Linked DNA regions of Homo sapiens: region 2 is linked to region 1. The links are chromatin contacts, found by Hi-C or POLR2A ChIA-PET in ENCODE. All regions are on one chromosome and are shown on one strand. Each heading gives the region's core, a stretch centred on a gene start or an enhancer-like site at or near the end of the contact. The rest is flanking DNA. Distances are from core to core; before and after follow the strand shown. Region 1 has its middle 160 kb from the start of ABCA8. Region 2 overlaps ABCA6 (ATP binding cassette subfamily A member 6).

Evidence for each region. A loop is a pair of places that touch in the nucleus more often than their neighbours do. ChIA-PET counts read pairs that join two places held with the same protein, here RNA polymerase II (POLR2A). Pooled maps may share reads with other maps.
Region 2: a pooled map shows a loop between it and region 1 (4-fold over the local background). The contact joins two enhancer-like sites. A Hi-C loop is called at or near these places in 2 of 37 single-sample maps with no recorded cell type and 4 of 50 pooled maps. POLR2A ChIA-PET finds 5 or more read pairs at or near these places in 1 of 52 experiments (activated CD8-positive, alpha-beta memory T cell).

The regions. Positions count from the first base shown.
Region 1 is chr17:68,792,651-68,795,386 of GRCh38, forward strand. No RefSeq gene overlaps it. Among named protein-coding and RNA genes, the nearest start is that of ABCA8, 160 kb to the right of the region's middle. Within about 2 kb of position 1,386, at least 16 of the 41 ENCODE cell types and tissues checked have a DNase peak (open chromatin) inside an H3K27ac peak, as active enhancers do.
Region 2 is chr17:69,114,615-69,117,350 of GRCh38, forward strand. It overlaps ABCA6 (ATP binding cassette subfamily A member 6), which reads right to left. Exons shown (of 39, transcript NM_080284.3): 12 at 762-872; 13 at 148-323. Among named protein-coding and RNA genes, the nearest start is that of MIR4524A, 16 kb to the left of the region's middle. Within about 2 kb of position 1,382, at least 6 of the 41 ENCODE cell types and tissues checked have a DNase peak (open chromatin) inside an H3K27ac peak, as active enhancers do.

The sequences.
Region 1 (2,736 bases), core at 136-2,635:
CATTTGTAAATGGAAGGTTTTGAGGATTGAGTTTCCCTGTTGTTTTGTGGTTTACAAACTCCTAGACACATTTATCTACATGGCAAACCTTGAAAGAAGACCAAAATTTTAGCTATACTCTTTACCATCATTTTCTTCTCATAAACTGGAGCTGACAAAAAGAAATTGACACTATACACGTTGCTATTTTTTCTGCATACTGATTCTCAGGCTTGGAGTTAATTTTTGCAGGGTAACCTTGGACTGTTTGTTTTATTTCATCTTTCTACTTCTCTCAGCTTTTACTAACTCCGGTCACACCAAAAACAAACAAACAAACAAAAAAACACACACACACAAAACTATGACATCAGACCAAAGTTACAAAGTTACCACAGGTCTAATCCTATTGCTAGGTAGTCATGCTTGCTGGTAAAACTGTTTTTGGCATCTTTATCACTATTCACCAAAACCGTAATTATCAGGTGACATCTCCAGGTCCCCAGGGGTGGGACCTTGTTGCATGGCCTCTGCTGCAGGTCATCTCAGACACACTGAGGTTTCCTACAACTTCCTCTGAGCCTTCCTTTGTTCTTTATTGCAGTAACTGGCTAATGCTAGATTCCAAGGTGGCATTCAAAGTCAATCTTCAAATTCCATGCCAAGTGGAGAAACATTTAATTCTGGGGTTGTTTCTAGAAGTAAAGTTTCATTTTAGCAATCTTGGCTTCTCTCAGGGTTTCTGACCTGTGACAACTGGGGTGTAAAGGACAACAAAATAATATTACATTTAAGAACAAGTGATGGGATTAAATGTTTATTTTTCATCTAAAACTTTAAAAAAGGAAGCAAATGAGTAATTCCGTGCTGCCTTTTCACAATGTCATGTAAAATATTGAGTGTTTTTTTAAATAAAACATTTTTTCCCATTGAGTATAAAATATACACACATGAATTACTGATTTATTTTTTTACAAGACAACGTATATTCATGCCCCAGAGCTTCTTTCTCCTTTCAGATAGAAATCCCTTCTGGGTGATTCCTGAGTATTATGTGGATCACTGTGGATTTTGGCTGCAAAAGAGAACAGAGCATCCCTTTTGTAAAAGAAGTATCAACCAATGTAACAGTTTCTGCTTTTTTGCTTCCAAGTTGCTGAGATTGACCAGAAGGCTGGAGCCTAGGCCACCACTGATAGGTTATCTCATTCACAGATTATATCCTAATGTTGGAAGTTTGCAGTGCCTTGCCCCCAGATGAAGACCCCTCCCCCGCCCAGTGATGTGTTTGGAAAAGTCTTGGAAGTAATTGCTCCTTGATTTTTTTTTTTTAGTTTCAAGTGAATAATGCAACAAAAAGCAGAAATGTGAATAATCCCATTGTAAGTCACTCGCCTTCTGGTGGATTTCGGTCAGGGTCAAAGAGCAAACGGGCAGGAACTGGGCTGTTTGAATGAGCTTTGTAAACAAGGTCGTCATCAAGCCATGACTCAATACACAGTGAATTATCTGAAGCCTTTTAGAATTAGCAACTAACCTCCAGGAAACTGGTGCATGTTGCAATGAAGTAGCTGACCATCCAAATAGCACAGGCCACAGCACCATGGGACATTGCATTTATTAATCATTAATTAATTTATTTATTTTTGAGACAGAGTCTCACTCTGTCACCCAGGCTGCATGGCAGTGGCATGATCTTGGCTCACTGCAACCTTTGCCTCCTGGGTTCAAGCAATTCTCCTGCCTTAACCTCTCCAGTAGCTAGGATTACAGGTGTGCGCCACCACGCCGGGCTAATTTTTGTATTTTTAGTAGAGAGGGGGTTTTGTCATGTTGGCCAGGCTGGTCTTGAACTCCTGACCTCATGTGATCTGCCCACCTCAGCCTCTCAAAGTGCTGGGATTGCAAGCGTGAGCCACCACCCCCGGCAGGGACATTGCATTTAATACAGAGGGATCACTCCTCGTGTAGTGTCCCTGAATTCTTCCATTGCTTACAACATTCAAGTTTCCATGAGTGAAGAACTTTATTCTGCTTCATTATTTTTATTTATCCACTTTTTTCTTTGATATGCAGAGTGGCCCAAGAGAGCACAAATTCTAAAGGTTGACAGAAGAGGGAGCACTTGTAACTTTGAAATAACAACAAAAAAGATATGTTTTTCCCTTTATATAATAGGGCTTTGTCTGTTTTTAAAAACTAGATCTTTTCCCAGCTGCGTGTCGCACCAGATGTTCTCTTTGTGAGGCTTGGGCATAGAAAGTCCTCCAAGGCCCCAGGCTCTCATTGCTTCCAGAACACAGCCCTACTTTCTCCCATTCTGAATTTTTTTTAACACAGAACAATCCATTATTCTTACCACCATGTAGTCTGAAAGTCTGTATAATCCCCTAAGGGTAGGAAAAAACAAACACAAACAAGCTAGAAAGAAGATGATTGAAATAAAGTAAAGAGCTGGTAAATACGAAGGCAGGAAAAGAGGTAACCAGGGAAGAAGCTAGAGAACAAGGAAGAGGAAGTGAAGATAATGGGCTGAAAAGTCACAAAACAAAACAGCAAAACAATCTTCCCCTCCCCCCAAACTCTTTTCATATATTTTGTTTTCCATTATGCAAAACATTAGGTTTGATGGGCTTTATTTTCCCGTCAAAAAAACTTACAGATGCAAACAGAAAGGGAAAGTAAGACAAGGAGTGATCCAGGTCTCGGCTCACATGCCTTTGCTGGCAGGTTGAGCCACACAAAATTTCCAAAAAT
Region 2 (2,736 bases), core at 132-2,631, 320 kb after region 1:
CATTAAAGCAGTCGATATTTGTTATGGGACCTCTTTGCCTAAATTTTATTCATAACAGGGCAAATAAATCATTGAAGAGAATTCTGTGGTCATGATTTAATTTGGTAAGTGGTTGGCAGGTCAGTTAATCCAAGCATGCCCTCCTACCTCTTGTTCCACTTCCTTTAGATGAATCCCTTTTATTTTAGCAAACAGGCTGAGGTTTTCCTTCACGGTGAGTATGTCAAATTGAACATTGAATTGAGGACAGACGCCAGTTATCTTTCTGATTTCCTCCAAGTCTTGCATTTCAGAGAGATTTTTATTATAGATGGTAACTGATCCTAAGAATAGAAGTTAAAAATAAAATTGGCAAGATAATACATTCTATTAATATTCATAGATCTCATTTAAGAAAATATTGGCATATGTTCACAAATGTCTAAAATGATTTGTGAACTACTATTCTTGACATAAATATATGCTTATAGAACTGCATATATGTGAACACAATTTGTGAACTACTAATTATTCTTGTTACAAACATATGCTTATAGAACTGCACATCTACCCTGAAATATCACACAATGGAATAAAGATAATAATTTTTATAAAATTGCAGAAATATGAAGTATATTCAAAATTATGTAGCTCTTGGAAACAACTTTAGATAAACATTATTTCTCTTAAGCCATCAAATTTAAAATTTAAAATGAGAGGCATATGCTTGACCTCATTCTATTATAAGACATCTTGCCTTTGAGAAATTTCTTTTTACTCACCTTCTGTTGGAACAGACAATCCATTAAGAATATTTAGCAGTGAAGATTTGCCAGCTCCACTGTGACCCAGGATTGCCGTGATTTGACCTTCATATATGTCAAAGAGCAAGCCTATTTTTAGAACAAATTGTTAACAAATTATTAACAGTATAAACAGAAAGGCATTAGACAGGCCTGGTCCCAACATAGAACAAGGCTATTTAGTTTAGTGGCATATTTCTCAGCATTTCAATACTTTAAAATACACAATGATCAATATTTTCCTAATTGCCAAAATAATATGTGACAGAACTATAATAATTAAAATAATATGTTACTGGTGCAGGATATAGTGACCAATGGAACAGAACAGAAGTCTAATATGGACCAAAGAAAATATAAAAATAAAGATTAATAAAATGACCTTTCAAATGTATTAGAAAGATGGTTTATTTAATAAATAATATTGGGACAACTAAACAAATACATTAACAAATTTTATGTTTGTAATTTTTTTTTTTTGTTACAGGATCTCATTCTGCCACCTAGACTGGAGTGCAGTGGAGCAATCACAGCTCACTGCAGCCTCAATCTCCCACGCTTAAGCAATTCTCCCACGTCAGCTCCCTGTAGCTGAGACTATTGGCCCACGCCACCACACTTGGCTAATTTTTGTATTTTTAGTAGAGACAGGGTTTTGCCATGTTGCCCAGGCTGGTTTCAAACTCCTGAGTTTAAGCAATACACCCACTTCGGGATTTACAGATGTGAGCCACCATGCCTGGCCTGTAATTTTTAAATGCAAAGTATACGGTGTTTTCCAGGGTAAGAGGGAAGTGATACTGGCTGTTGGGACTGACCCACAGTAACTGGAAAAATTAAATAGAAGCCTCAGTTTCGTCATCTGCAAAGTGAGAGATATATTAACATGTCTTTCACAGGCCTAAATGTAAAATGGTACATGTAAATCACTTAGCATAGTTTCCCGCACACACCAAATCCTCAATGAAATCTAAGTGTTTATTGCTATTGTTGTCGTTGTCATTATTATTCATTATGTATTGCTTGTGGGAGTATGACTTTTTATGATTTTAGAGGGAAATAATTTGAAATATGAATCAAGAATCTTGAAAGTATGCTTCCTTTGAATAATTCTGCTTCTAGAAATTTATATTCAAGAAACAATTTATGACATTTACAAAGATTGAACAAGGCTGTTCATTCTAGTATTTTTTATTACACTAAAAATTGGAAACAAATTGAATCTCATACATTGGTGTGTTAATAAGTTAGTCGTGGTATCCATATAATGGAATGGTACTTAGCTTCTGAAAAGTAGGCCATAGATAAAAGATTTCAAAAGTGTGTCCCAAAGGTGTTGCAGATGTGCTCCAGAAACTAACTCCATGAGGAAGGAAGAGGAGGCTAAGGGATTGCAACTTCTTCCCTGATTTCCCAAAGAGCAGCTATACTTGGTTTGAATTCATAATCATATTTTTAATGTGTTGATGTCCAATGCTTTTAATTTTTTAAGGTGCTGCTATTTTTAAAATGAACAAAATTCTTAAAGAAGTTTTTTGTTTAGACAAAAAGAAGTTCATGACTTGATGAGTACAAAGGTAGTTCAAAATGTGCTCCAAAACTTTAAGTAATCAATTTAAAATTATTTCAGTATCTCCTGAGCTAACATTAAAGAAAGAAATCACAGCTCTAGATGGTATTTGATGAGAGAAACCTAGAGAGAGAATAAAATTGCTCATACAAATACATTAAATTCTCAAAGACCTAATCTAAAAGCAATGAATAAGACTGAATTAGAGGATGCTGTATTTATTAGAAAATACACGCAATATAAACACAATGGTCGGAGAACTCTACACTTCTGGAAGGTTCATGGCTCTTCTTTTTCAGCTTTTAAGGCTTCTGTCTTTTATAAAAATCATTTTTATCCCTCCTAAAAATTATTTTTAATAAAAGTAAATAGTCCTCCATGAAA